Regions from separate parts of the Homo sapiens genome. Here all the other regions are linked to region 1. Evidence: chromatin loops called from intact Hi-C (ENCODE). Cell type or tissue: Calu3. All regions are shown on one strand. Region 1 overlaps KCNH7 (potassium voltage-gated channel subfamily H member 7). Region 2 has its middle 290 kb from the start of KCNH7. Region 3 has its middle 52 kb from the start of KCNH7. Region 4 overlaps KCNH7 (potassium voltage-gated channel subfamily H member 7).

The links. Hi-C counts contacts between places; a loop is a spot of excess contacts. Peaks named below come from ENCODE experiments on the same cell type or tissue, not always from the same donor. Only the 100,000 strongest peaks of a DNase experiment are listed, where the experiment ranks them.
Region 2: it touches region 1 in a loop (4-fold over the local background); 4 of 110 quality-filtered maps call a loop at or near these places.
Region 3: a loop joins it to region 1, with 4 times the contacts of the local background. A loop is called at or near these places in 3 of 110 quality-filtered maps.
Region 4: it touches region 1 in a loop (18-fold over the local background); 4 of 110 quality-filtered maps call a loop at or near these places.

What each region holds. Positions count from the first base shown.
Region 1 is chr2:162,521,292-162,529,291 of GRCh38, forward strand. All of the region lies in intron 3 of KCNH7 (potassium voltage-gated channel subfamily H member 7), which reads right to left. Among named protein-coding and RNA genes, the nearest start is that of GCA, 180 kb to the left of the region's middle. In Calu3, no CTCF peak of the experiment used is centred here; a DNase peak (open chromatin) is centred at 3,100.
Region 2 is chr2:163,129,289-163,137,288 of GRCh38, forward strand. No RefSeq gene overlaps it. Among named protein-coding and RNA genes, the nearest start is that of KCNH7, 290 kb to the left of the region's middle. In Calu3, a CTCF peak has its summit at 3,786 (motif pointing left); no DNase peak of the experiment used is centred here.
Region 3 is chr2:162,886,489-162,894,488 of GRCh38, forward strand. No RefSeq gene overlaps it. Among named protein-coding and RNA genes, the nearest start is that of KCNH7, 52 kb to the left of the region's middle. In Calu3, a CTCF peak has its summit at 4,388 (motif pointing right); a DNase peak (open chromatin) is centred at 4,403.
Region 4 is chr2:162,792,418-162,800,417 of GRCh38, forward strand. The region is part of intron 2 of KCNH7 (potassium voltage-gated channel subfamily H member 7); the gene reads right to left. It overlaps KCNH7-AS1 (KCNH7 antisense RNA 1), which reads left to right. Exons shown (of 5, transcript NR_110258.2): 5 at 2,979-5,555. Among named protein-coding and RNA genes, the nearest start is that of KCNH7-AS1, 27 kb to the left of the region's middle. In Calu3, no CTCF peak of the experiment used is centred here; no DNase peak of the experiment used is centred here.

The DNA.
Region 1 (8,000 bases):
TGCTCAATTTTGACTGTAGGAAAACTAGAATATTTAATTGCTTTGGCCATAATAATTAGAGAATCTTAACCTCCTGGAATTGTACTGACTGATATTTAACAAAAAATGTTGATTGAGTAGAACTCAATAGTTCATGGAAAATGGTGAACTCTATACCACGTCCTCTCTACTTGATTTAACTCATTGATGAAATTTATGTAAAACACCTGTTACAGAAAATTTGAGAATTTAAGAAGGCCACTTTATTATTATAAGCTTTCATTTGTGGTCTAGCAGTTAATAGTGACACAAATCATTGCAATAGAACTAAACATTTTTATTATTAATTATTATGGATATAGAGTTGTACATATTTATGAAGTGCATGTGATATTTTGATGCAAGAATACATTGTGTAATGATCAAATCAGTGTAATTGGGATATGCATCATCTCAAGCATTTATCATTTTTTGTGTCAGAAACATTCCAATTCTACTCTTTTAGTTATTTTGAAATATTTGTTAAATTATTGTTAACTATTGTTGCTCTAAAGTGCTACCAAACACAAGATCTAATTCCTTGTATCTAACTACATTTTGGTGCCTATTACCTATCCCCACTTTATCCCCCACCCCGTACCCTGCTACCCTTCCTATCCTCTGGTAACCATCATTCTACTACTTCTCTCTATGGTAAAAGACATGACAATGTGCAGACAAACCACGAGTACATTCAACATTAAACTCTGGATTAATAAGACAAAGATAAGAGTAACCAATCTGCGCAAATAAGATTAAGTAACAGTGCATCGTGACAACTGTTTTGCAAGCATTCTTACATATCTCTACTAATAACTTTTATATGCTCAAGTAATTGCCAAGTTGAAAATCAGTGAACTGCATCGAAGTCATTTGATTAGTCTTTAATGCACATGAAATTGAGTTTTAAAGCAGTTTACAAATCAATTCTGCAAGCTTATTACGATGCATTGAAAGTCAATGACTACTTTTATTAATTTTTCATCATTTACTTTACACTCCTCCTTTAAAAAACAATTCACTGGCTTTCTTAAATTAATTACCACATAGGCATTTAGTTTATTCCTATAGTTTAGTCATATCCAGTGTGGTACAGATGGTCTTTTCTGCATCACTAGGTTAATAGGACCATGTTATATTGCATTACAGATTTAGTTGTCTAACTGCAGTTCATCCGGAAAGAATGCACATTGAGAATTTTGCTCAATGTTAGCACTTTCAGGCATGAAATATAAAACATAGATGAGTGTAATCCTGTTATGGATCTTAACACTGAAAATCATCCTTGTAAGTTAAGTCTTCAGATTTTATTATATTTGATTTCTAACTTGAATAATTAAAATAGATACTATTTAACCTATTTACTATAATGCTCAATAAATGTGAAATAAGAGAAACAGAATAAAGTTTTGCACATACTTTTACACATTTCCAGAAAGAATTACAAGTACTGGTAAACTGCTTACATGATTATAATTTTGTTTAAACACATCCTTTTCATCTAAGAAGGCATATAGTTGTTAATATGCATGAATATAATTATAGTAGTTATAATTAACTACTACTATAATGTCTTTCTCAGGACATGTCATTTTTGTGAAGATGCTGAATATAAATTTAGAGGCTGCATCTTCATCAATCCTGGCATATGTAACTAACAACTTTTTGGTTCTTAACCAAGAAAACATAGATAGTCCCATCATCTTTCTCTGTGAAAAGTCTATAATTATCACTTTAATCTATACATGCAAAAATGTTAAATATTTTGCCAAATTCATGCAGAAAATTCACGTCAGGTTAGCACAAAACAGCAGTTTCCGTGATTAATTTTAGTTTTACCCAAGGTTTGGTGTTTTCTTGGGTCATAAATATCTACATGAGAATCTAATGAAAATCCTGATTTCTCTTTGAAATAAATATAGATAAATGCATACACACAATTTTGCTTATGATTTCAGAAGTTGAATAACTAACTCACCCTTCTCCCACCAAAGCCCTTCAACATTGACCTCCCCTAAGATCCCCTAAGATTAGTTGATTCTTGATATTCCTTTTAGTTTTCAATTTATTTGCTTACATATATGTGCTAGTCACATTTCTCATAAAATTACAATGATAACAACTACATTTATAACCTATTTCCTATGGTAATGGGGCTTCAAAAATTGGCTTTACTAAACTTTTCCAGTTTGAGAAGACCTCATCCATCTGCTGCTACTATATTCTCTCCCTCTTTCTCTCTCTCTCTCTCTCTCCCTACTTCTTTCCTGTGTGAATTGATTCTCATCTATTACAGTTTGGAAGAAAACTATGACACCCACTTTTGACTTCAACCAATTCTTCTAACTTAAGACTACATATAGGGATATTAGAAACAATCATTTTCTTGTGGAAAAACAAAAAATCTCTGCAAAATTATCCATCTACTTTCAATCATTGATTTTTCTCACAATACAACTGCAAATTTCCAATCATCTCCTTCACTCAATTTTTCATCATTTCTATAAATTCTTAGAACCTTGATTATGTCATATTTTTACTGCAAAAACCCAATTAAATATAATTAGAAGCAGTTTTATTCCTGCTTGGTTCTGCTAGGTTGAATTATGGACTGAAAAGTAGAGGGAAACTTAAGTTCAAGTAGTCAAGCAAATTAGACACCATGATGAAATAGGAGAGGATCTGTATGGGGAGTAAAGTAAGGTTTGTTGTAAAGGTCATAAGCAGAGATCTGTCCCCTCACAAAGGGTTGGGGTGGTGGGAGGGTATCTTAGATTGGATTCCTGAAAGTAGATTGTGAAAAGGCTTATTGAGGGAGTACTCTCATGGGTTATGGCTATTAAAAAGACAGGATTAAGAAGAGGAAGTTAAACTGATTTTCAAATGGAGCTGAAGCATCGGCCAGTCCTCCTGGAGCTCAAATGCAGGGATAGCCCCTTCAGAATTCTGCCAAATTGAAGCCAGGGTACCTGGCCTTTGCATCCCTGTATCTACGAGTCACTGGTTATAGCCACACCACGGCAAAGGCCATAATGCTGGATAAGGTAGTTTCCTGCCTTAAACTACAATTTCCAGGGAGGGGCAGCAGTGTACCTGGAACAGCTGGTATTTCCAGCAGCTGGGCTGTCTCAGCCCTAAGGAAGATGTCTGGGCTTAGGGCCACAGTGTCCAGTACAGAGAGAGAAATATAGCCATCTTTTGGCCTGAAAAATTATGATCTGAATTAAGCCTACAATCAGCTATTATCACACAAAATAAGGATGTGTGAATTGGTATCTGTGTATCCTTCTAATGTCAGAGTACTTACAAGCCCGACATTAAATTTGAAGCCTTAAAATCAGTGTGAGAATTTTCTCCAACCACATAACCCTGGATTTGCAGAGAAACACGACTTTTACTCCTGAATCAGAGAGAGAAGAAAAATGTGGTGGGATAAACAGAGATAATGACTAACATAGCTGCCTTTTCTTTTTAGGAAGAAAATTTTCATAGAGGGATCCTGCAAGGACATGAGTCTCTCCTACTCCTACTCCTACATATGTAGGAAGGTATATGACGTTGCCTATGAGCTGGTAGAACAACTCAGAATATTGTCAAAGAATGATGTAGATAGCAGCTAGACCGGGAAAGATTATCATTCAATGTGAACTCAGTTTTAGCCAAGTGGCTACCCTGATTAGTGGGTGACAAATGGGCCACTGTAGCCAGCGCAGGCCTGGTGTCAGTGATAACAAAAGATCACCAGGGAGTCCACTGACCTAGTAAACTTGAAGCTAGATATGAGGTTCTTTAAAGGAGCAGATCCGATCGGTAATGCCATGAAAGACTAAGAATCCTGTGACATTTCCTAGGGTATTAGATACCAAAGAAAAAGCAAGATCTTATAGTAAGCAGTGAGGATAGGACCAAATTGGAATCTGTAAGTTATGAGTTAAAGGCAGGAAGTGGAGGTTGGAGGAAGTCAGTGCTGTAGCAAGGCTTGAGAACAATTACAGGAGCTGCAGCAGCAAAACAGCATTCCCGTAAACATGTTTGCAAATGTTGACAATATCTGAGGGACACTGCTTGTGATCTGGCTGGGTCATCACAAGAGCAAAGAAGCCAGAAACATGAATTTGGATAAGGGAGATAGGGCAGAAGACAGGACAAGATGGTGGACTGATTTCAGCCTCTTAGGGTTAAAATCTCTCAGTGAGAGGGGATTGGGAATGAAAGCAAACACAGCAGCATAATATACACCTAATTAAGTTTCTATGTGCTTAAAATAACAGCTTAATAAATCAATGCATGCAATACCCATACTTTCTTTTTGATAGATTTCTTCATTTTGTAAATGTCAAATTAAAAAGTCCATTCAAGTCCTGTGAAAGTGATAACATCTTAACCAAAATTGAGCATGGATGATCATGTAGTCATCACATAAACAGACACTCTCTTGATGGACTGTTCCAAACACAAATGGTACAGACACCAATTACCCAAATGCTGTATGTATGTATGAATAGGGACTGTCCCTGATTGGGTGTTGCTAGGTAACACAATCTTCCAAATGATACTCACATGGGGGCTCTCTGGTGTGGTTATACCAATTTGGGCATTCATTAACATCCATGTTAATGAATAAATAATGTATTTTACTCTATCGGGGGAAATTCAGCCAGATATCGGGTGAAATTCACCCCCAATATTTCACATAGATTCTTTTCTATTTTCCCTAAGTGTCGGCCAGTCTGAGAAATAAAGGGACAGAGTACAAAAGAGAAATTTTAAAGCTGGGTGTCCAGGGGAGACATCACATGTTGGCAGGTTCCGTGATGCCCCCTGAGCTGTAAAACCAGCAAGTTTTTATTAGTGATTTTCAGAAGGGCAGGGAGTGTACGAATAGGGTGTGGGTCACAGAGATCACATGCTTCACAAGGTAATAAGATATCACAAGGCAAATGGAGGCAGGGCAAGATCACAGGACCACAGGACCGAGGTGAAATTAAAATTGCTAGTGAAGTTTCGGGCACTCATTGTCATTGATAACATCTTATCAGGAGACAGGGTTTGAGAGCAGACAACTGGTCTGACCAAAATTTATTAGACGGGAATTTCCTCGTCCTAATAAGCCTGGGAGCGCTACGGGAGACTGGGGCTTATTTCATCCCTACAGCTTCGACCATAAAAGACGCCGCCCCCCCGAAGCAGCCATTTCAGAGGCCTACACTCAGGGATGCATTCTGTTTCTCAGGGATGTTCCTTGCTGAGAAAAAGAATTCAGTGATATTTCTCCCATTTGCTTTTGAAAGAAGAGAAATATGGCTCTGTTCCGCCTGGCTCACCGGCGGTCAGAGTTTAAGGTTATCTCTCTTGTTCCCTGAACATTGTTGTTATCCTGTTCTTTCTTCAAGGTACCCAGATTTCATATTGTTCAAACACACATGCTCTACAAACAATTTGTGCAGTTAACACAATCATCACAGCGTCCTAAGCGGACATACATCCTCCTCAGCTTATGAAGATGATGGGATTAAGAGATTAAAGTAAAGACAGGCATAGGAAATCACAAGGATATTGATTGGGGAAGTGATAAGTGTCCATGAAATCTTCACAATTTATGTTCAGAGATTGCAGTAAAGACAGGCGTAAGAAATTATAAAAGTATTAATTTGAGGAACTAATAAATGTCCATGAAATCTTCACAATCCACGTTCTTCTGCCATGGCTTCAGCCGGTCCCTCCGTTCGGGGTCCCTGACTTCCCGCAACATTTTCAACTACTGGCAATTTTCTTGATCTTAGAAATAGATACGATGTTCAAATCCTGGGGGGTGGGAGAGGCACATGACATAAAATTTTTTGCAACTCTGAGTAAATTTTCCTCAGATTTCTTTTTTGCAACCATGCCATGTTTCCTTTTTCTATGTCAAATTTAATCTTTAAAAAGAGGAAACTTCCAAATACATGAGAATAGTAAACATTAGTTACAGTATAAAACCTTTAACTAAATTAATCTGAAAAAGAGATTGTTTCTATAGTAATGCTTACTGAATGGGAAACTATATTACTATTGCAGCTCTTCATCTTCAAAATAAAGAATGACTTTCAGCTCCAGTGGAGAATAGTAAAAACACTGTAAAAGCCCTCTTATAAACCAGCTCTATGGAAAATTTCTTTGTTCCTTAGCTTGAGGTCTAAAAACTGAGATACAAATTTGAGGAAGTAATGTAGCTATTGAGGCAAATGTGTATTTTATGTGTCAATTATCTAGAGTATTGAGTCCAAAGCATATGAATAAAATTTTAATGGTTTAAATTAGCTAGATAATTGTCTAAATTATCAACTATATTTTGTGTGGTTAGGCTTAGCTTCAGTTGAAGCTTTTAGAAAAATTCAAAATTTTAGTAAGCGTAAAAGTAAAATCCTCTTTGATTTGGAAAGTGTAATTTTAATCTTTTCAAAGATAATGGATATCCTTTAATCCTTAATAAGATTAAATGAAAAAGTACACTTTAAAAATTACTATAAGATACTTCAGAAATTTTAGGTTATTTCTTACATTTATTTTCACTTAAAATTTATTTTTATAGTTCTAGCTAAACATTCATTAACCTAGACCATGGTTTTCATACCTTCTTGGGCATCAGAATGACCTGAAGTGTTTGTTAAAACACAGCTTGGTGAATTTCTGTGTTTCCGAATCAGTTGTTCTGGTGTAGGGCCCAAGAACTTGCACTTCAAACACATTGCAAGGTGATGCTGATGGTCTCACACTTGAAGAACCATTGGCAGGCAATCTGAGTAATGCCCATTCAGTAGGAAAAAAGTAGCTTAATTATTAAAGGAAAAAAATAACTTTTTATGTCTTCTACGAACATGTATTAGATACTTACTATTTGCAAAATATTAGGTCTATATGGAAGAAAATAAAATGTCCCTGCCATGAAGTAGAGCTGAAGGGTTATGGGCCACTTCAAATAAGATAAAGATGTTCTCCAGTTTTCCAGTCTTCACTTCTCTCTATATTTTTACTCCTGGCCTTCTTCATTCATGTTACTTGTTTACTAAGCAAACAGATGTGACCAACGTGGTAGTAGAGAAAGGTATGAGGTATTATGATCTCACAGGACCCATGTGGGTGAGTTAAGAATGCTCCACAGATGAAGAGTCCTTTGGAATAGGTATGCTAGAAGAAGAAAAGCATTTTAGTAGAGGGGACACCACATGATACAAATTAGGTGGAATAAAGTGAATGGTAGCTTCAAGGAACCCGCACTAAAATATGGGATGTGATGGGAAATTAGGCTGAAGAAGTATCAGAAGCTATATCATGATAGGCGGATTGTATTATCCATGCATAGGGCTTTGGAGTCTTATATTTTAGGCAATAGAGGACCATTGTAAAAGATATAGACAGTGGACTATTATGATGTGATGTACGGCAATATAACATGTAATCCTGAAGAAAAGAAGCTTAAAGCAGGAATACTAATTGTGAGACTATTATATCAGTCCAAGAAAGATGTGTTGAGGGTCTGAATAGGACAATTATAGTGGGCTATATGAGAGAGATAGTTAAGAGATGTGTTTCATAGACTTGGCTAGCCTTTGGTTGGGAGAATAGAGGATTAGAGAGAAGGAGAAGTTTAGTATCATGCCGAGGTTCTGGCTTGGGAGCTTTGGATAATGACTATTCATAATGTATGAAAAGGAAGAGTTTTTGGTGGGATGAAATGGATGGTAGCTGAAGATGGAAAGGCAGTTCTTAGCTTGAAATGCTAAATCGCCCAGAAATACTAAAATCTTCTAAAGGAGATGTCTAGTGGGATATATGAGGTTGTAAGTAAGCCTAAAGAAAGATATGAGCTGGAGATACTGATTTTTGAGAGGGTCTTTACGCTGTAAGTAAACAATGAGTTTGCCTAAGCAGCGTATATAGAGATGACTAGGAAGGAATGAATATTAAAAGCAGCTCCCAGGGGAGAAACAAACAGCTTTTAA
Region 2 (8,000 bases), 610 kb after region 1:
TTTCTATAATCTAGGCACCAAGCTGTGTTCTTGAATTCACAAGACACATCTTCAATTCATTGATGAGGAAGCTGAAGTCCAAATGCTTAAGTGATATTTTATCAGGGCATAATGCATGCAGGGAGACAATGTCTCATTTTCTGATGTTGATTTTATCACCCAAAGTGATGTTTAATTTCTGTATTCTGTGATCCCTATAATTTCCTTTGCAACTGTTAACCAATATGTTAGGAGACATTTTAAGACACTGCGAATATCTTGTACCTCACCAAAATTTCCTTCTAGAGTTAATGTCCATTGATGATTCTTGCCTGAACTAATCTTTGTTATGATTATATGGTTTATATATACAATTGTATGTTGTTGTCAAATGGTTATTTCCCAATGTTAGCATTCTTTCAACACTTGCCACTCAGCTCTTCTATAGCGATCTTTACCCTGTAGAGCCATATCCCAATACAATATGGCATATTTAGTGGTGGTATGGATAAACTGATAGCTGTATAAAAGGAATGGGTGAATGAATAAGTAAATAAGTGGAAAATAAATGGAAAAGCAAAGGTTCAGTAATGCAATGAGAGCTGAGAAATATCTACAATTAGGAAGAAAATGGAAATGCAAGAGACCTAAAATAAACATGGTATCAAAATGATTGGAGGAACATGAAGATAGTGATCCATACAGTCCACACCACAAGAGAGGTTCACAAAGGAAAGCTTGGTCAACAAACTAAGAGACCAGAGGTCCAGTCAAAGTGCCAGGAGAGGTGGCTATAAATGGAGTGCTGGAAATTTAAAACCAGCATTTTTTAGAAGAGGGGTGTCAGGTGTAAAATTGCAGAAGTCATAGTTGATAAAAAATGGGAAGAAAAATGCTGGAATATTGACATGTTTTCAGTGAAATAAAAGACAAAAGTTGATAACCAGGGGCAAGTCTAGCAGAGAAAAGGAAGGATTCTTTGGAGTTTGTTTTCTGGTTGTTGTGTATTAAGATAAAAAAAATACGATGTATTAAGTTAGGAGTGGCTCAACATAAACAATACAGAGCAAAGCTCTCAGGTGTCAGGAAATGATGGGATGAAAAGTTACTTGATTATGGGTTATAAAGATCAGCACACCTTCCCTTGCAATTATTTTTTCAGAAAATAAAATATCAGGTTAAGAAGAATAAATCCAAGACATTCCATCTTTTCAATGAAGCCAAAGGTGAGCTCATAAATAAATAGTGTATGTGTGTGGAATAAGAGAAGCTGGAAATTATATGGATAGAATTATTCTGGGGGATTCAGCAATAAATTCGCAAGCAGGAGGACTACCATTGAGTTGGTCTCTGTAAGGTGAGAAATCCACGTTTGTCTATCTCCTTCTGAGATTACTTTGTGACCCCGAACAAGAACAGAAAGCAAGTATGAAATTATAAGGCCAAGGATTTAGAACAAATGTGGTAAAAAGAGGAATCACGTAGATGAACATGAAGTTCAGGCTGCTGCTGAAGTCTCAATTACCTGAGAATGGGTAATAGGGAAAATTTAGATAATTTAGGATTTAAGGAGTTTCCTTACTATTTATCTAATTATGTATGTAAGTTACCTTTTACATTTATAGTGTGGATACATATATAGTTGTGTATAGTTGTATAGGCATATGTGCTTATATAAACAGCTAAATAATGTAACTAAATATGGTGTTTTTGTCCCTGAAACTGCACTAATACATATAAGTATATTGCATATTGAAGGATATTGTTCACTTAATGCATACGCACTTGAGTCAGGGATACCTGTGACCATCCATGTCATCTTCACTTTCCCTGCTATGCTTTGCTGATATTTTATTAACCCTCATGCAGAAGAATGACAGGAGCATGACTGCTGCCAACGGGAGGCCATAGACTGAGACCATAGGCAGGTAACTGCTGCCCAAAACTTCTGCTTTACAGGAGGAATAATACAGTGAGAATGATGGATATAAACTGTCTAATTATCGGAGGTAGTGTTGCATGATACTTCAGATAGCAGTTGGTTTTGGAATGACTTGGGCTCACCATCGATTTGCTATACAGTAGTCTCTCTTCAGCCACAGTTTTGCTTTTCATGCTGTCAGTTACCTGCAGTTAACTGTGGTCCAAAAATTAGAGGTAAAAAATTCCGGAAATAAAAAATTCATGTTTTCAATTGTGCACTGTTCTGAGTACTGTGATGAAATCCCCACACCAACCCACTCCATCTCATCCAAGACGTGAATCATCCCTTTGCTCAGCCTATCTATACTGTATATGCTACCCACCTGTTAGTCACTTAGTGGCTGAGGATAATCAGATTGAAAAATCATAGAATATATAGAGTTTGGTACTGTTCGTGGTTTCAGGTATCCCTGTGGGCTCTTGGAACATATTCCCTATGGATAGGGGAGACTACTGTACAACAGTGGATGGCATTACCTCATGGGAAATAGTAATTTGCTATGTTTTGAATGTGTCCCCAAAATGTGTTGGAAATTTAATTTCCAGTGCAGCAATGTTGAGAAGCGGAAACTTTAAGAGGTGATTAGGTCATGAGGGCCCTGCTCTCATGAATGGATTAATGTCATTCTCCAAGGGGTGGGTTTATTATAAAAGTGAGATTGACCCTCTCTCACACTCCCTCTCATACATGTGATACCTTCTACCATGTTATGTCACAGCAAGAAAGACCTCACTAGATGTCAGACCTTCAATCTTGGACTTCCAATCCTCAATAATCATGAGTCAAATCAATTTCTATTCATTGTAAATTACCCAGTGTCTTGTATTCCATTATAGCAGCACTAAATGGATTAAGACATAACCCATTAGTTTCATTCATTAGTTAGGGAAAAGAAATCAAAATTTCAGGCTGGGCCTGGTGGCTCACACCTGTAATCCCAACACTTCGGAAGGCCAAGATAGATGGATCACTTGAGGTCAAGAGCTGGAGACCAACCTGGCCAATATGATGAAACTCCATCTCTACTAAAAATACAAAAATAAGCTGGGCATGGTGGCAGGTGCCTATAATCCCAGCTACTCAGGAGGGTGAGGCAGGAGAATCACTTGAACCAGGGAGGCAGAGGTTGCAGTGAGCCAAGATTGCGCAACTGCACTCCAGCCTGGGTGACAGAGTGAGACTCCCTCTCAAAAAAGAAAAAAATCAAAATTTCAGTTAGACAGAGGGACATTGAACATTTTCACATATATGAAAATACATATATTTAAATAGGCTAACTTGGGAATTACTTTTAGCTATTAAAAGTATTCGCTAGTTTACATACAAAACATTTATCTTTATTTATTTACTTTTTTTTGGCAGAGTAGAGGTGGCATTTATATTTGGTAATCATGTAGTTTTTTAAACGTCTAAGCAATTTTTAAAACACTTAATGTAAAATATTTTTAGTTATTCAAGTCAAGAGAACTTCTAAGTTTGAAATACATTAGCTAATTGCAGCCAATTTTTAAATGTTATTGTTTAATAACTAATTCTTGAGTATACTGGGAAAATGGTATGAAAAATGTAAAATTTAAAAAGTCAAAATATCATCTTCAACATGTAGGGAAATAAAATTGTTTCTGTAGTGTTGACTATACTTAATTAAAAATACCTAATCTAAGCAATGTCTCCTCCTCCTATTCCCCATTGCAAGGACAAGAACAAAGTTAAATCAGAACATCACATACACAAGGTACATCTCATGTTCTAAAAATCTAAAAACAGTAGAACCAGAACTGAAGAAAGAGTATTTGCATACCATCTAGTGGTCACTTTAAAGAACAGCAAAATTTTTTCAAAATAATTTGTGTTTAAACGGAAATAGTATATACGGTTATACCTGACCTAAATATAATCCACAAAACCTGTCATTTCACGTCATTAAAAAATAAGAGGAAGAGTGGTTTTATTTACTTCTGACATGTGGAAACACCTAAAAATGATCATCTAATCATAATTATTTCATGCTTGTCTAATTTTTAAAATATATCAAATATTGGGTCTTTGCAGTAGCACACCATGTTTATCAGATATTTATTTGTGTTCTTGAGTTCAACCATGGAATTAAAATAGAATGTCCTTATGCTGAACTTAAACAATTTAAATGAGGCTTAATAGTAGACAACAAAATACAACAGCCAATGCTTTTGTGCACTTCACACAGATTGGTATCATGTTTAAAATAAAAACTTTGCCACAGTTATTTCCTCAGCAGCAGATGAATGGAGGCAGCAGCTAAATGACTGCCTCCCCAAATTTTTGTAAATAATGTCACAATGCAAGTCAATCATATGACTTTTTACTACATTTTTGAAAAATGTCAGTTAACTGGTCATTATTTAAATATAGAATGAGGAATTTGGAAATTTACTTTTTCCTTAGATTAAGTTAGAAGCATTCAGTTCATTGGAAGCACTGTGGTCATCTTTCCCAAAGCCAATGCAGAATGGACCAGTAAAGTGGGCAGAAGGCATTTCTTCTTGAATGCAGAATGTGAGATAAGGAGGTGCCTGTGGCAATGTGGCTGTCAGGAACAATGCTTACATGTGTTCTGCTACCAGAGAAAAGTCAAGAGACTAGGAATTCCAAGCACATTCACTTGGAATGGATCATGCTAAGAAAGGCAAGCTGAATTTTTTGATAAAAATAGAATAGAGCATATTAGTAGAGTCCTCAGTTGGGGGCCTACAAAATTGAAAGGAAATCTGCCTTAAGGCTGAATCTATGCTGGGAAAACTTGCAGGGCAGAAGGTGTTTTCATTTTTTTTTTTCTGCTCAGAGCTCTAATTATGGGAGATGGGCAGAACATAACACTTGAATATGGTCTTGAAACTTTGTGGTATGTATTGTGAGCCATTTAAACGGGCTACATTGACTCCAGCTTCCTTCAAAGTTGGAAGCATATGGCGTTCACTTTTTTCTTAAGGTGTTTTGGTTCAACCATTAATGTTTGGAGTTCATAGTATGAAGTAACATCATTTTTTAAAAAACATAGAGCAACAGAGAAATTTAGGTTACATAAAACAAAGACCTATAGTTCCCTGTGTTTTTAACATAGGCTTTCCCTACAAAGCAGAGCTTGAAACAAAAGCTGTATACAACTGGCTTATTTTGGAACTGACCTCAGAGAAGAGAAGAAAGAGATGAGAAAGAGCGAAAATGGAAAGAAAGGAAGATAATTAAAAGGGTGGATTCTTGCAATGGTCATCACAGGAAGCAATTGGCCCTCATTCCTATTGTGAGCTTCTGAAAAGCCATGCAGAAATCATCTCAGAATTATCTGATTGAGGAATTTAAAAAAGAGAGCTCTTTTTTTCTATCAGTGGAGCCTAACTCTACAATTTAGAGTAAAAGAAGACCAGATAATTTTAGAGTAGCAAAGACTAAAGCAACTCACTTATGCAGATCTCTATGCATTAAAACCACCCATAGGAACAATTTTTCTTGATGAGGCTTCCCTTAATCTCCATTCATACTTGACTATTTCTATTTCTCAGATGATTCTTTTATTTGGGAAATAGTGGAGAAAATTTGGTGATTGTAGAGTTCTATTTTTTTCCCCGTGTATTCTCTTAACAAATGGTAGTTATTGAGTAGTTTCTTGAATGAAGAGCTTGAGACCTAAGTTTACCATGACATATCTTCATGACATTGACAGACCTACTCAATCTGAGTCTGATTTTCTACCAAATTTTGTAAGGATAATATGAAATAAAATATATTAAAGCACTTTTCAAGCTGGAAAGTACTTTTCAAATATAAGTAAGTATACTCTTATGCTATTTCAGCCTTCTGGTATCCAGTGTTTTTCTTGGGGCGATTTTCTACCAATTACAATAAAGGAACCCTTTAATATTTCTCCTAATAGATATCATCTGGCCAGATTACTTAGAGCTTCCCAGACTTCAATAGGAAACCTTTTTTCCCCCAATATATTATACAGTTATTTATTATACAATAAAAATAATATGCAAAATGTGGCCTGTCCTTTGAGGGGTTGCTATTTTGTTCTAGAACCAAGCACTCAAGGGCCATTTGGGGGGTTTCCTTGGCACTGAGTCTGGGTGTGTGACAGACTGAAAAACTCTGCTCAACGCCCACAGTGCTGAACATTCCATGTTCTAAATATATAGCTGGAAAACTTCCCAGATTGTACATCTGCCTCTCTAATTTACACCTCCAAAGATGAGGGTGAGCAAGGAAGAGGTGAGAAGCTTTAATGAACTACTTGGAGCCTTTGCATGTGCTATGAGAAACTTCCCAGCACACACTGAAGCCTGGCAGCAGTGGGCTGGATGGAAAGCAAGTATGTGAACATTCTGTTTCAGTGATGTCCAGTACATTCCAATGGCCACCCTACCTTCAAAGAGTGACCAAGAACCCCTTCCTTTCTTCATTCTTATCTTCTATCAGCCCTTCTAATATGTTTCCTAGGCCCCAAATTGGATAGTCACTGAATCCTCCCACTCAGTCATCTGCCAAAATGCTGGTCCCGGTGTGACTGGGGACTACTTTGATGAGTACATGTTGGGTTTACTTACCCCTACTCTGGATGCTACCTAAGTAGAAACTATGTTTACATTGAACCAAATGTTTACCTTAAAAATAAAACTACTAAGACACTGAAATCAGCAGGATAGTGCTGGAAAGATCATGTAAATTCTAAGTTGGATGTAGTGAAAGAGGAACAAAATTTGTAGAGCAAACCTGCCTAATGTTCAGTCTTAATTAATGGTGCTTCTCAGCAGGCTGTTCTTACAGTTCATAGTGTGAAAGTAATAATCTGTTGCTTATTCGTTAAGTGTGGACTTTGTGATTAAACTTAAGATAACCCTTAAAGTGGCATTTTCCACATCAGCATGGCAGGTTATACCTTCTTTGTTCATGTCATAAATGCCTCCTCATTTTTCCATGGGTTCTTATCCTGAGGCCCATGGACCTCAGATAGACCATGAATATAATTCAATATATTTTTGAATGGGGAAGGGAAAAAATATATGTTTACTTTTGCTACCCTCTAACTGAAATTTAGGGTATATTTAAAAATTATCTGTAGGCTGCAAGCCTCTGTATCATCAGCAGAAGCTATGACTTTGTCACCAACAGAAATTAGGTATTTTCATAACAGGTCACAGTTTTTGTAGATATAGCAAAAACATTTAGGTTCATTACTTTTTTGAGTTAGGAAAATTATTAGAGTCATCACGAGATCTTGTTATTTAATGCATTAATGAAGAAACAATTATTTCTACATAAAAATTTTATTTTATAAATATCTATATTTCCATATAGTTTTCTGTGTATTTTATTTCATGCATTTAAAAATATTGTCTGTGAAAAGTTTATCAGACTACAAAAGGTACTATATAAAAAATAAGCTAAGAACTCCTATTAGACTTATGTCATAATTTACCTGCTCTATGAAGACTCCATAACTTCTCTAGAAGACCACTCAGCATGTCAGTCTTTGTGCATTCACTGCACTTAATTTAAAAATTATAATTGACACATCACATCCAGTCATGTACTGTTCTCCTGCTCCATATTGTGAGCTCCTAGAGGGCAGAGATGCTCCCTCTATCATAAGTAGCTCTGGAGCTGGACTGCTTGCAGTCCTCCCAGATGACTTGCTTAACCCCAGCTGTGATACCTAACCCTAGATGTGTTAGCTATGAGCAATGTGATGCTGGACAACAAGCTTCAGTTTTCTCAACAATGGAACAAAAATAATAATAGTAGTTACTTCCTATATTTGCTCGAAGGATTATATGAGTAAAGCACTTAGCACAATGCCTGAGAGAAAGTAAGCACTCAACGAATGTTAGTAATCATTGCCTTCATCTTTATTATCATTTTTCTTAGCAACAGCAGCAGCAACAGTTTCATTAGTTGTGGTGGTGGAGGATATAGTAGAGGCAGTAAAATCTTTGCAGCTTCAAGGTTTTAGCGCAGCACTTGCCTGGCACATAATAAGCACTTAATAATGAATAAGTGA
Region 3 (8,000 bases), 370 kb after region 1:
CAATGAAGGATTCAGGAGGGTACATGGCACTCTCATAAGCCTCTCATCCCAGCAAATTTTCAAATGTGGATCAAATCAGGAGACTAAATAGATCCCAGCAGAGGACATAAAAGAAGCATGTCATTTTTCTAAATAAGGCCTTTACCTATCAAGAATTTAAAAGATAAAATTATTTTAATGAGTTACTTAAATGCATCAGAATACCTAGGTCTAGTAGTCTAGTACCATTATCATAAGTCTGGGAATAGAATGTTTAAGCCTATTAAAAGAAAAAAGGAGAGATCTAAAACTATGAATCTTTTAGTAGCTCGGATTGGTATCTCGAGGTATAATTCCAAGTCAACTTGATTTACTTCAATTAAATAAAATTATTTATTATTTATTATATGCTAGGTAATAACTGTGCCAGGTACTGTGGATATAAATGTTAGCAAATATGTCCAAGAGACAGGTACCAAATATCCTTTTTTTGGAAGGGCAATTAACGCATTAAACCCCAACTTTGTATTAGCTATTGGCCAGCCCACTGTAGTTTTGGAATTACAAGGTCCAAATAGAGAATGCAGCACATACACCAGTTTAAAATTCCTTTGTACAACTGCTGTAAAATTTCAATCTGAAGAGCTGCTAAATACAGATGGGAAAAATATACAAGAGAGGCATAAGGACACCAGTCATCTCAGCTACATTCCAGGCATAAAAGCTAGGAATATTCTAGGAATGAATTCCCCCAAAGATGTAGGCCACGTTCTATTTGTCTATATTTCCAAATTCTATTACATGATAAGTACTCAATACATGATTGTGCAATAAATGAACAGTTGAAAGAATAATTGAATGAATTTGTAGATTTGGTAATAGAAGTAGACTGCGAGCTCCTAAAATCAGATAATCCCTTTTTTTCTCTTTTCCAATCACCGTAACTTTAGAAAGTTACTTAACCTCTCTAAAATGTCAGTTTGCTCATTTGTAAATGGAAATAAAGCATACTAGCTCAATAGCGTTGTTATGAGGATTAAAAGAGAGAATATTAATGAATCACGTAAAGAGTACCTGGCACATATAGGCTGATTTAGTGTTAATTATTGTGAATATTGGTGATCGTTAATTGTGGCTGCACCATGTTTTCATCTGGAGAACTTTTAAAAAATGGCCACGTCCTACTTCCAGATACTCAAATTAATTGTTTTAGAACAAGGCACAAACATCTCTCTTTATAAAAAGCTTCTCAAGTGACCCGTGATTATAATGTGAAGCCAAGGCAGAAAATCACAGTTATAGAAGAAATGCACACACATACATACATGCACGCTTTGTCCTTAAAAATATGAACCATTCATTACAGTCATACAGCTATTCTATGAGTTAATTTTTAGTTGTACATTCTGTCATTCTTCAAGTAGTTCTGGGGTGTTACAATTAGGTGTCCTTTTTTCTCACAGATTTGTTCACTTCCTGTCTGAATGTTTTGTTCACTATAACTAGACTATAGAAATCACCATTCAATCTTCTGGTGGTTTGTTTTTCTGTGAAAATCAATTTTGAGTAAGAACTGAGTACTCCCATCTCTTTATTGTGGAACCATAGAAGAGTCATAGTTCGAAAATTCAATATTTGATGACTCAGGTTCCTAAAGACTGAATCTTTTCACTTTATTCATTTTTCTATTATCCTTGAGATACATTATATTCTCTTTTTAGTAAGTCAATTTCCTTGCTTAACTTATAGACTATCCATTATAATACTTGAATTTCTGTGATACTTAAAACCACAGTCTGAGTGTACAGTTTTATTTTATTATACTTTTCCTGCCTAAGACTATGCTATACCATTTACTGTAGACCATAACCCTAGTTGTTTATCATCTTTTAAAAATTAAATCATAACTTAAATGCATAAGTGGAATCTTCTTTGTAGAGGAAATACTCAGTGATTTATTTTGTTAAAAAAAGACATCTCCAAAATTATTTCTTGTAAATTCTATATATTTGCTTAAAGTTAGTTATATCTGTTTATGAGAGTTATAAATGTACTGAATAAAATATATACCATTTTGTTATTTGCATAGAAATATATAGTTTATTTTCATTATATTAAACTGTGCCTAGATTTTCAAAAACGACTTTTACTTATTTTTATAAGATTCTTTTACATCTGTGAGGTACGTGCTTCTTTTTACTCTGAAACCTTTCTTCTAAAACGTTGTCTCCCAGCATAGCGGCCTTTTCTTCCAAGCCTCTTTCCCATATTTTTGCATAAGGCATTGCTATCTTGAGGACATTTTGGCCTCATCATGCTACTGTAAAGTGGTTACTAGGTGACACTTCCTGTTTTTCTCTCCAGGCCATTTATTGTCCTCTCTAACATGCTTTTCTTAGACACTGAAATGGTTAGATTCTCTTGGCACATAGCAGTGTCTTCTCACTTCTGAGTCCTGGCCAAACCCACTCACTTTACTTGTCTGTAGAGATATGGGTTACATAGCATTTTTTTTGCTTGTATGATCAGGGCATTTATGCTTTGTTTCATTAAAACACACACACACATACACACATATGTGCACACATACACACACCCCATATTTATATGATTATGTAAGGTTGAATTTTTATTTGTTGTATGTGCAATTTCTTTTCTCCTATATTAGCTAGATATATTCATTTTGGTATGGTTGTGGCTTTTATTTCCCTGTTTATGAAACCTCTCTTGCACAGTGCTAGGAATAAGATAGGCCCTCATGGACAGGGTTAGTTAGGACAAACTAACTAACCATATGTGGCTCTAGATAAGTGAAGTAGCTTTGCAATCATTGATAACATTTATGCATTCTTACCAGTCAGTGTTAGTATGGCAGCAAAATAGTCATTGCTAGGCATCAAACAGAACTATGGGGTAACCTTACAATGTAGGAGTAATATCTAGCAGTACATTTCAGGTATTGAAATGCCAGTTTAGTTTATCAAAGAAGACCTATCTTCAGCCTAAGTCTGATGATCCACAATAATCTTGTTAGCTTCATGTTTTCTCTTTAATGATAATAGCTATTTTTAACATCTACAATATTCCAGAATTGTGCTAGGAGCTTTGCATAAATTAACTCTAATCTTCTTATGAAACTGAAGAGAAATGTGTTATAATTCTAATTTTTCAGCTGAGGCCATGCCACACACCTAGTAAAACTGAAGGTGAGGCTTCTTCACTCTATCACACCACCTTGGGAGTGTGTGTTTAGAAGTATGCCAAATTCCCTTAAGTGTGTGAGATTTTGGTGGACATTCAAAAAGAAAGAAAGGATTGTCCCATTGTTGTGATGTAGTGAAAAAAGTGCTGGTGTTGGAACCAGAATTCTTAGGTTCAATTACTCCTCCTTCAGTCAATTTCTGTTTTTATTTTCTTATTCATGAGATAGGAATAATTAGTCCTGTTTTCCTCCCTTCTTTCTTCACAATATTTTTTTGAGAGCCAGATGCAGTATAACATATGAAGAAACTTAGTATAAATGTAAAGCACTAATTTGATACTAAATATATACACATGGACTCAACTAGTTCCAGTGTAGAAATACATTATAATATATATGAATAACTTAAATAAGATAACTTAAATAGACACATATGCATAACTTTGACATACCTGGAAGCCTGAAATGAGAAATCCCTCAAATAGAAAAAGTAGATGACAGAAGTCAGCACTGTTATTCCATGAGATTCATTCACTAAATGCATAATGAATTAGAAAAACTTGAACAGCAAGAGTGAAAGTGATATTCAGCATTATTATTTTCTTAAATACGTATTATTTGAGAGGATACAATAAAATTTCTAGACTTTGAAAAATACTTGGCTGTATCATGATGTAGAGAATTATATAAATAGAGTAGCTAGAAATAAAAACCAGACACTTAAGCTAGAAACAGATACTTCTGTCTTGGAGATTTTAGTTTGAAAAATCACTTAAACCAGAAGTGAGGTCATGAGTCATATCTATTTGATAGCGAAAATTTATTTATTATATTTTCGAAGATTAGTCTGCTTGATTTCCTTTAATTGACAAGATTAAAGCCACAGATAATGACAGTTTTAAAGAAAGTCTATCCATAAAATTAAAAAAAATTCTTAAAGCATTTCAAAGTTATACTTCGATAATTAAGCAGATCTTTTTAGCATCTCACTATTTTCACATTTTCCTCGCTAACGATATACTGATTAATCATTGATAATTTCATTTCTTGTAATTTTTAGGGCTTTCCCTATAGTTTATTGAAAGAGCCAAGACATAGATATGAAAAATGCTTCCCCGAGGTGTTTGAAAGAAGTCTGGGTAATGTGATTTGCACGCTATGGGAAATGACTTTCACTTGGTCAGTCATCCATCTTTGCTTTGCTGCCTTTTCTACACTCTTGCCACCAGGTGGCAGTGAGACAACACACAAGGTTACCATGTAATTTCTCACATTTTAGTATGAAATGGCAAAATAAATAAATAAATAGGATTCAGGATATCACTGAATGAATCACTAAGGTCCAGTTTGTTAATAAGAGGATGGTCATTTAATATATGAAATGTCAATTGACAATATATGCAAGAAATGCGTGTATGAACACATGAAAAAACATGACAGGGTAGTTTACTCCTCTTTAGACAGTAGAATCACCATCAATGAACATATTTGCAATGAATGCAAGCACAGTATTCAAAAGAATAAACCACTTTTGAATTTAAAAGGAAAGAGAAATAGCCAGAAATTGCTGATTATCAAAACGATTGCAATAACACTCATAGCTAAAAAGAATCTTGGCAATAAAAGACTCAGGCTTGTAAAGGTTCCCACATGCTCAGAAGATGTGTAGGTGGCCACGCCATTCATTGTCTAAACATACACACTTTTGAGAATAAAAGGGATACTAATAATTAATAACACATCAGTGTTATATACATACAGTGTTATACTTATATATGCAGTGCATATATATATATATGTATCTGTTTTTAGCTTAAGTATCCGATAATTTCTAGCTGCTCTACTTATCTAATTCTTTACATCATGATAAAGCCAAGTATTTACTGGTATTTTTTAAAGTCTAGAAATTTTATACTTATATAAGTATACATATATGTATATGTATACACACATACATCTATGTGTGTGCATATGTATACTCATACACACAAGAGAGAAGAAATACGTATAACATGAACATATGTATATGAGAGAGCAGGGAATATATGTAATATAGGAAACATTTCAGTTTCATATTTCTTCCAGCCATATAATATTCATATGATAATTTGCTTCTTGTGAAATATGTTTTCCTTCCCCATTCACCTATGTAGCTTCTCTATTTTTCGTATCACAGCTGAATTGCTACTTTTCTTTTCAAAAGGATGTCGTTCTTGAATTCTCAGATTATGTCAAGTTTCCCCATTATAGGTTCTTCTTATAGCATCATGCTTCTTCAATTCAGTTATTATTTGAACAAGCTTTTGATTAATATCTATTTCTATCACTATATTTTAAGCTCCAAGAGACAGAAGATAATTCTAGTTTTAATCAGCATTTATTTCCCCACCTCATCTAATCTAGCATGGTTTTATATATGTAAATATATATATATGTATATATTATATATACATATATTTATATATTATATATACATATATTTATATATTATATATAATAATATGTATATATTATACATATATTTATGTATTTTATATATGCACACATACACAAACATGTACACACACATATATTTTATAAATTTATGAATATTCCAATCATTGGGTATACAAATTATACTAGTTTTGTGGGTTTTTTGCAACAAATGTGTTTTTTTTTTTTTTTGATGGAGTCTTGCTCTGTCACCAGGCTGGTGTGCAGTGGCATGATCTCGGCTCACCACAACCTCCACCTCCTGGGTTCAAGCGATTCTCCTGCCTCAGCCTCCCGAGTAGCTGGGACTACAGGTGTGCGCCACCATGCCCAGCTAATTTTTGTATTTTTAGTAGAGACGGGGTTTCACCATGTTGGCCAGGGTGGTCTTGATCTCTTGACCTCGTGATCCACCCGCCTTGGCCCCCCAGAGTGCTGGGATTACAGGTGTGCGCCACTGTGCCCGGCCAACATATACGTTTGATAGTAACTGCCTTGACAGTTCAAGATGAAAAACTGCAATTTTTCTTCATCTCTACATAATAAAATTGTGAAAAGTTTTTTTGTAAATATAAAAATATCATTTTGAAATAAAACCAAATTTGTCTTTAGAGGTAAAGTATTATGTATAGTTTATAAAAATTGAGAACACTTGTCTTCAGTTATAAAGCTGACTTTGTGTGCAGGGTAATTCACATCATACATAGTAGCTGTTTCATTTCTATATGGTTTTAACTTTTAGATTCTTAATCTGAAGTCCAAGGGTAGGCTTCAGTGTTTGCTGCTCACTCTGAAATTATGTGAAGATTTCGTGTTCAGGGGTGTGTGTGTGTGTGTGTGTGTGTGTGTTTTAACTAAAAGAGTGCATAATTTTCATTAAATTATTTTTTTCTTTTTAGATGGAGTTTTGCTCTTGTTGCCCAGGCTGGAGTGCAATGGCGCAATCTTGGCTCACTGCAAACTCTGCCTGCCGGGTTCAACGAATCCTCCTCCCTCAGCCTCCCGAGTAGCTGGGATTACAGGTGTGCGCCCCTATGCCCAACTAATTTTTGTATTTTTGGTAGGGACAGGGTTTCACCATGTTGTCCAGGCTGTTCTCGAACTCTTGACATCAAGCGATCTGCCTGCCTCGGCCTCCTAAAGTGCTGGGATTACAGGCATGAGCCACTGTGCCCGGCCAATTTTCACTAAATTTTTAAATAACTATGCTATATAAGCATTATAGAAGAATTATAATTAGGAGAGAAAATGTTAGCATGGTTCTCATTTAATTAAATTGCCCCAAAGTAATATTGATTGTTTGTGTGGTCAGTATATGCCTGAATAGCTCATTCTGTTGCTATTATTTGTTTTAATTTTGTTTAAAAACCATTTTTAAAATTTTGTTAATTTTTGCCAGGCTGGAGTGCAGTGGTGTGATCTCAGCTCACTGCAACCTCCGCCTCCTGGGTTCAAGCGATTCTCCTGCCTCAGCCGCTCGAGTAGCTGGGACTACACGCGTGCACCATCATGCCCAGCTAATTTTTGTATTTTTAGTAGAGACAGGGTTTCACCATATTTGCCAGGATGGTCTCAATCTCTTGACCTCATGATCCACCCACCTCAGCCTCCCAAAGTGCTGGGATTACAGACGTGAGCAGCCATGCCAGGCCACTATTGTTATTTTTTTAAAGACCAAAGACAACATGGGAAGATGCATGCATCTCTTCAAACATCAAAACAATTTGAAATATTTTATGACCATCATAAAGCGTTTACACTTTGGTCAAATTCAACTATGGCAGAAAGAAAAATTACCTCAGTTTTGTTTAGAACCAACTCTAAAAACACATTTATTCAGGCTTTCTTAACTTTGAAACTTGGATTATTTGATTAAGGACCCAGGTTATATTCAGACAGCTGTTTCTTCACATTTAGTTAAAGTGCAAGCTTTGTAATAACAAAGACCATATTTCCCTATTTATCTTCTGCTTAAATGTTCTATCTATTATTAAAAGTGGAGTATTAAGGTTTCCAACTATTATTATTGAATTATCAATTTCTCAATTGTTATCAATTGATGATTGTTGAATTATCAATTTTTAAATTCTGTCAGTTTTTGCTTTATGTATTTTTGGGCTCAGTTTTGAGGTGCACATATGTTTATAATTGTTTCATATTTCTAATGGATTAATCCTTTTTCTTTACTCTCTTTATCTCTAGCATTATTCTCTGTTTGCAAGTCTCTTTGGTATGTTATTAGTGTAGCCATCACAGCTATCTTTTGATTGTTGCTGCATCATATACTTTTTTGTATCTTTTTACTTTCCCTGTATTTGCATCTTTGAATCCTAAATGTGACTCTTGT
Region 4 (8,000 bases), 270 kb after region 1:
TTTTTTGGTTAGTAAGCTATTTAATACTGACTCAATTTCAGAGCTTATTATTGGTCTGTTCAGGGATTCGAATTCTTCCTGGCTCAGTCTTAGAGTGTATGTGTGTCCAGGAAATTATCCATTTCTTCTAAATTTTCTAGTTTATGTGCATAGAGGTGTTTATAATATTATCTGGTGGTTGTTTATATTTCTATAGGGTCAGTGGTAATGTCCCCTTTGTTGTTTCTGATCCCCTTTGCGTTTATTTGAATCTTCTCTCTTTTCTTCTTTATTAGTCTAACAAGCAGCTTATTTTTTTTTTTTTCAAAAAAAACCCAGCTCCTGGATTTGTTGATCTTTTGAATGGTGTGTGTGTGTGTGTGTGTGTGTGTGTGTGTGTGTGTGTGTGTGTCTCAATCTCCTTCAGTTCAGCTCTGATTTTGGTTATTTCTTGTGGTCTACTAGCTTGGGATTTGTTTGCTCTTAGTTGTCTAGTTCTTTCAGTTGTGATGTTAGGTTGTTAACTTGAGAGCTTTCTAACTTTTTGATATGGGAATTTAATCTTATAAATTTCCCTCTTAATACTGCCTTAGCTGTGTCCCAGAGATTCTGGTATGTTGTATCTTTGTTCTTACTAGTTTTGAACAACTTTTTGATTCTGCCTTAATTTTATTATTTACCCAATGTGGTACATATACACCATGGAATACTATGCAGCCATAAAAAGGAATGAGATCACGTACGTTGCAAGGACATAGGTGGAGCTGGAGGCCATTATCCTTAGCAAACTAGCACAGGGACAGAAAACTAAATACCATATGTTCTCACTTAGAAGTGGGAGCTAAATTATGGGAACACATGGACACCTAGAGGGGAACAACACACACTGGGACCTATTGGAGGGTGTGGTGTAGGAGGAGGGAGGGGATCAGCAAAAATTACTAATGTGTACTAGGCTTAATACCTGGGTGATGAAATAATTTGTACAATAAACCCCGATGAAACAAGTTTACCTATATAGCAAACCTGCACATGTACCCCTCAACTTAAAATAAAAGTTAAAAAAAAAGATTAAGAAATCAATTCATTTTATAATAACATAAACAAAATTTAGAAATAAATTTAACCAAAGAGGTAAAAAGATCTATATACTGAAAACTATAAAACACAGATAAATGGAAAGATATCCCACATTCATGGATTGGAAAGTTAATATTGTTAAAATGTCCATTCTACTCAAAGCTATCTACAGATTCAATGTAATAATTATCTAAAAAAAAATCAAGTTCATAGAAGTAGAGAGTAGAATAGTGGTTGCCAGGGAACAGGGATTGGGAGGAATGGAGTGATGTTGGTCAAATGGTAGAAAGTTTCAGTTATTCAGGAGAGAAAAGCTCTGGAGATCTATTTTTTATTTTCTGTTTATTTTTTAACTTAGAGTTCATTTTGCCTTACATGTAAATATAATGTACAGGATGGAACTGTTGTTAACAGTGTTGTGTTGTGTACTTGAAATTTGCTAAGAGAATAGATCCTAAATGTTCTCACCACAAAAAAAGGTAACTATGTGAGGTAGTAGGTATGTTAATTGATTGTGGTGATTACTTCACAATGTATACATGTATCAATACATCACATCTCACAACTTAAATATATACAATATTTACTTGTCAATTATTCCTCAGGAAAGCTGAAAAAAATAAATAAAATTTACCTGTTTCTCATTTAGAAATTTGCAAGAATATTTTCAGAACTTAAAAAAAATAGTCTGCATACTGGCTAGAACTTGATAGTAAAGTCAAAACATGAAAGGAAAACAAAGAAGGAAGGAAGGAAGGGCAGGAGGGAGAGAAGGAAGGAAGGAAGGAAGAGGAAAAGGAAAAGGAAAGGGAAAGAGGGAGTTGATCATTTACATGCCAGGAACTAACTCAGATGTATCGTATACCTGATAACTGAGCATGCAATCTACTTCTTGTTCTTGCCTATGATCTATAGGTGTGCTGCAGATGGCATCAACGCTTTTCTCCTAAAAAGAACTCAACTCAGTCCTGGGCTAGAAAAAGATGCTAAAACATTGGAGAAACTATTAGAGCTGTGGCTTCTGTATATTCACTTAGTACTTATACATTAACTACCAGAAAAACTTCTGCAAATATTTAACAATCACTGTCCTTTTAATGTTTACTCTTTCTCTTTTTCTCTTATACATGTTCTTAAAGACACTTATACTCTAAAACCTATTCCTATTGCTCATATAGTAAAAGAAAGTCTCAGACAAGTTTTACTTGATTGAATTACCTGAAGTTGCTCTATTAATTAGGCTTACTAAGCCAATTTTTATTGTATAATTTATGCATTCCCATTAGTAATATACGACAATGCCTTCCAAAAAAGCCTAACTTCAAACTATAACATAGTTTAAGACTCAGAAGAATTTGACATGGAAAAATGACCTTATTAATATGCATAGAAACACATCAATTATATTTCTTGATATCCTTCAATTTTAATAGTTTTAAAAGTTCTGATTCATGACCTTGAGTAAAATACATATCAGAGCTAATGAAATTATACTACATTTTTTTAATTTCAAGCTATTCATTGCAGTCTTAACTATTTGACCAGTTGGTCAGTAGTTAAGAATATGCTTTAGTTTTTAATATCTTTAAAATGAATAAGTATCCACAAAATCTATATTTTTAGGTATCTCATTTCATAGATACAAGCAGACTCATTAATTAATTGTATATTGAGGTTTGCCTTGTGTATTGTCAATGATTTAATGTTCTATGATTCAGTAATTAGGCAATGCAATTGCTATTAAAATCTTTTTTATCATTACCAAATTCAGCGGATAAATTGGAATAAAATTGTTGAAGACTTTATACTTTCAGGGAGTGTTATGGTGAAAGGGGAGAGAAAATGGTATGGAAGGAAGGGTCAGCAACAAATGAGGAATCTAGGCTATAATGGTGTTCAAATTTTTTTTTCCATTTCAGGGACACCCTCTTTTTAAAGGACATTCAATTCAAATGTATCTTCTCTGGTTAAAGTATGGTGAAGTCTGTCCTGTGGGCACTCCCCATTGACTCCTAGCAGCTCTTGAGCCCCATCTTCAGGATCCGTACTTTGATAGTCACTGACAATTAGCTTTGAAAATCTATAGTTCCAATCCTGTGAAATGAGAAGAATGTTGAAGCTATAAAGGAGGTCTTTGCCTGCATTCAGATTCTGACACCAAAGACTCCTCTGATTATACTGAAGTATGTAAGAAAACCTTCTCTTGAAATCAAGGACCATTTCTCTTCATCTTATCTTGAGCTACATACCAAATATGAGTACACATAGTTAGGATTCAATAAATAATTTAAGATACTTGTGAACACCTTGCTCTGACTGGTTCTATTTTTACATTCAGAGAGGAAAGCATCCTGTATTCTCCCTATAAACAAATCTAGGAGAATAGGGTCATGGACATCCTATGTACACAGAATTACAGTCCGATGTTGGGTATCTTACTCCTGTGAAGTGAAGGGAAATAGAAAAGTAAACAAAGAAGACCACAGTATAAGATGTCACCTTAAAATATAAACCTGAAGACAAGAAAAACCAGGCTCAAGGAACAAATGAGCAGGAAAGTTGAAATTCTAGAATACATTTGTTTTATACCAATATTATTTGCATCTTGTTTAAATGAAAAGTTGTTTACATACACAATGGATGACTACAAAGAAACAGCATGGAAACTGGAATCAGAGGCCTGTGTCTGAATTTCATGTCTACCACTGAACAACTGCATGACACTGGGAAATTTACTTAGTTTCTATAGACCTCATTTTTCTTATCTGTAAAATGGCTTCCACAATCTGAAACTCAAAGGTCTCTTGACAAGATTGAATGTGATAATGCATGTAAGGGATCAGGACGAAACCCAGCACAAAAAAAGACTGCAAGCCACACTGTTTACAAACACCGTTTCCAAGTAAAAAAAAAACCTGCTCATTGAAACTGAAGGCACCAGTGTCTGTTGGGTTCAGCACGTAGTGAGACGCTCAACTACCTGCCTCAGGTAAGCTTAGTGTGCTTACGTACTTCACTAACGATAGCTAGTTTAGAGGTTCTTTCCTCGTAATTCAGGTGATATAATTGCTCTATGGTTATGCCCTACCCACCTTGTCTTAAACAGTGCAAAATATGTGATATCATTACACATTTCTTATCAGGAAAATATTTCAAAGGGCAGGCACTCTCTGTGTTTCCTTAGTAACAGCAGCTATGTGGAGCATCTTCTGTATTATGTTTAACATGGTGCAAATATGAACAAGTAATCACAACTCCTGTGCACCAGCAACTAGAGAAATGTAGCTACAATAAAATAGGTGGCATTCATATTTGTTTGTTGGCCATACCTGGGACTTTTTAAGAACCTGTTTTTGGTTAATCTTGTTTTTTTTTTTAAATTCTAAACCCTTTTTTGTGTAATGTTGCAGCAGAAGCGAGGGTCTCAGAAAACATCTCCTGTTCTGATCTGGCACAGTTCCAATTATATGGATAACCTTCCATTTGTAAAGCTCTGAAATAAGTGTCACAAGGATACGTAGATTTAAGATGCAGGTCCATCTAGAAGAAGTACAATCTGGTTGAAGGATGGTGGGGCAATACAACAAGTACATAACTCACTTTGTTGCAAGGCATAATTGGTAAATCCTCATCTACTGGGACTACAGAAGTTTGACAACCCCTGTCTCTCGTGTCTTATGGCCACCAATGACTGCAGTCTTTCATTGTGAATTTGGGTTTCGTCTCAGAAATCTTCTCAACATGATGCTCTGTCAAGCCAACAATGTTTGAGCAGTCAGCCATTTGTTTAATATCTCTGGATTATTGCATTGGTAATTCTTGCTGAAAACACTCAAGTCACCTGGGAGAACTGATCTGTTTATTAATAGCTTTTAGGATTTCAACATTTCATATTTAAACAGAGAAATCTAACATTACTTGACAGAAAACAGGAGTGGTCATAGGAATGAAAAATTCACATATCTTTGGGAACCAAGTTATTATTATCAATGAGTGTCATGGACTGGATAAGAAAACAAGGACTGGTTGGACCAGAATTATAGCAGGATACAGACACAAAGGCATTTAAATTTTAAAATTCTAAGAATGAAATATAACTATAGTAAATACATCTTTGGACTACTTTTGGCTTATGGATCATGGTTTGCAAACCCTTGATCTGTGACATAGATGTTAAAGGTGGGGTAATGAGGTTGTGTGTGCAGATCTCCAAACACCAGAGCATCATGGGCAGCACTAACCTGCATGGTGCCCTTAGGAGGGCTGTAAGCCAGAAGCAAGTTCTCCATTCTGCCCTAGTCAGGCGTGACTATACCAAGGCTTATAACTGGAGATACAAGCCAAGCCATATACCTGGCAATTCAGCAAAGTTCAGAGAAATATGGCATGAATTCATACAAATTAATCAAGTGCATAACATTAAGAAACTGCAATTTTGAGTTGTGCGTATGCTTATAGTGGCCCATTTCTAAATTAAAAGGAAGACTATTTCTGTTTTTCTCTTTCCACACTTGATAAAATTAAGAAAAATGTGGACAATGACAAGAATAGTAATAGAAGTTGTAACATGACTTCAAGCCATCCTTAAGTAAATATACATTTATCTGCTTACAGTGAATGAAAAACAAAGGTAAAAATCTATCTCCTTCTGTGTCCCATGTAAACTATACATAGTTATAGATCACTTATACCACTTTCCTGTTTTCCTTAGTAGAAGCATCCTTCCTAGAAGCAGAGTATTTTAAGAAAACGAAAGTAGTTTGCCCTAAGGCTTTTTAAAATTTACATTTTATTCCTTGTGAATTGGCCGTCCCAGAGAATTTCTGAAAGAATTACAGAGCTAATACTTTTGAAAAAAATTCATATAAGAAAATATTTGCCACATCTTTGACCTACATTACAACTGGTATTAATATGGTAGGATTCTTAGGAGATACACATGAATTTTAGAAAATTATACACAGATATTTCAAAATCTTCAATACATTTTCTACATATTAGGTGACAGAATCTTGAACAAACTTCTAGGATTCATTTTCTAAGAGCTTTGTTTTCCTAATCCAAGAATATTAGTTACACACTCAGTCCAAATGCATTATTGGTGAAATTTTGGCTCAAATCAATATAGTCAGCAATATTTATTGAACACCTCATGTTTGTGTTTGATTCTGTCACCTTCTAAAAAGAAGCAGTATTCATAAATCCACCTTTCAAAATGTTTTTTAAAATATTGCCTTAAAACTGTATCTTAAAAAGATTGAGTTATCATGAAATGCCCCTTAGACTGTTCTGATAGAGACCTTTAACAATTTTTACACTAATTTTTTTCCTTATCAAGTGCGTAGTGCAAACTTGGCACAACACTATGAATGAAAAGCGACCCCCACCTATAAAGAGTTCCCAATTCAATAAGGGAGATAGACAATAAAAAGCAATTACAAATCTGCTGCAAAAGACCAGACATCCAGTGTCATCTCACATACTGTACATTTTGGATTGGCTAATTACTGTGCAACACTTCTAGACAAACTCTAAATGGCCATTTATGATTAATTCTAGTATATTCTTGGTGAGCAGTGTTTGAATAGGGTCAGTTTTGTGTCTATTACCAAAAACCCACTGTGGGAAGCCCCACTTGAGAAATATATTTTATTTTTTTAAGTAGTAGGCAAAGCTTTGCTTCCCTTGAGAAACAAGATGTTTTCTCCTTTTTAACTGGCCCTTTCTACATTTTCCTTAATCTGTGAAAAAATTCAATGCCAAATTCAATGCTCAAATATAGCAATGATGGGGTCTGAATGGTCCCTATATTGTGTTTAATTTTTTCTCCCTAAATTTTCTATTTAATTTAAATTTCTTCTTTAAATTTTTGCAAAAATATTTTACTATCGAACTGCATACATCTTTGTTAAAACAGTAATATATTCCTTGTGGAACCACATGAAGCATAGGTAATAATCAAGCAATATTTTTTAAAGATAAGGTAAATATTAATATATCAATCTTTACAACTCAGATCTTTAATATTTAGAATACTGTTTCATGATCATTATAAATATTTATAAGTAATCCTCATTTTCTCAAATTGTCCTGTTCAAAAAACAATATTCATAAAATTAGAATTTATCTAAAATCAGATTTAACAGTACATATATGATCAAGCTCCCCTCCACACTTTTCAAATTGTAGAACATTTTGAGGCTAAAAGAATACCAAGGGCAAAATTCCAATCAATTTGCAAATCATAGCAAAACACAGGTGCAACTGGAACAGACTGCTGTCATGCGAAAGGACATTTTCATTTTTGGTAAAACAATTTGCGTTCCTGGTTCGCATTTCAAAGCCTTAGAAAGTCCAGGGCATCATGAATTATACACTTGTCTTTTCTGTATTTCTGTATTGCTGTCTTACCAGTGCTTATGGAAGTGTAAGAAAGGGACTTTGCATTATAAAGTACTTTGTTTTACACACATACACACACACACACACACACACACAGAGCTACTCAGAATTGGGTGCACCAATTCAAAGCTGTTGAATACAAGAAAATATAAATATATACATTTTATCTTTTATAAGATAAAAGATTTCTTATCAACCTTCCACCACAACAAACAATGAGTATTCCAGGGGCAGATCATAGGGCATCCACTGAGCCTTCCAAAAAAGGAAGAAGGACTTATGGTGAAGGAACTTAAACCCGGATAGAAAAATAACCAGATGTAGCATTGTAGAAAATGAATGTAAGTGAGAATTGTTATTGCTGCCGTGATTTCAGCACCTTAAATATTTAAGTGTAAATATTTAAATAGAGACGGGAAATATTTATGTTAAAAAAGAAAGCTTTTCTTTTTCATATTTTAAATCCCCACTAATACCTGGGGATTTGCCAGGTCTTTTTACTGAAAGTCTTGTACAACGGCAGTATTTTTACATTTTTA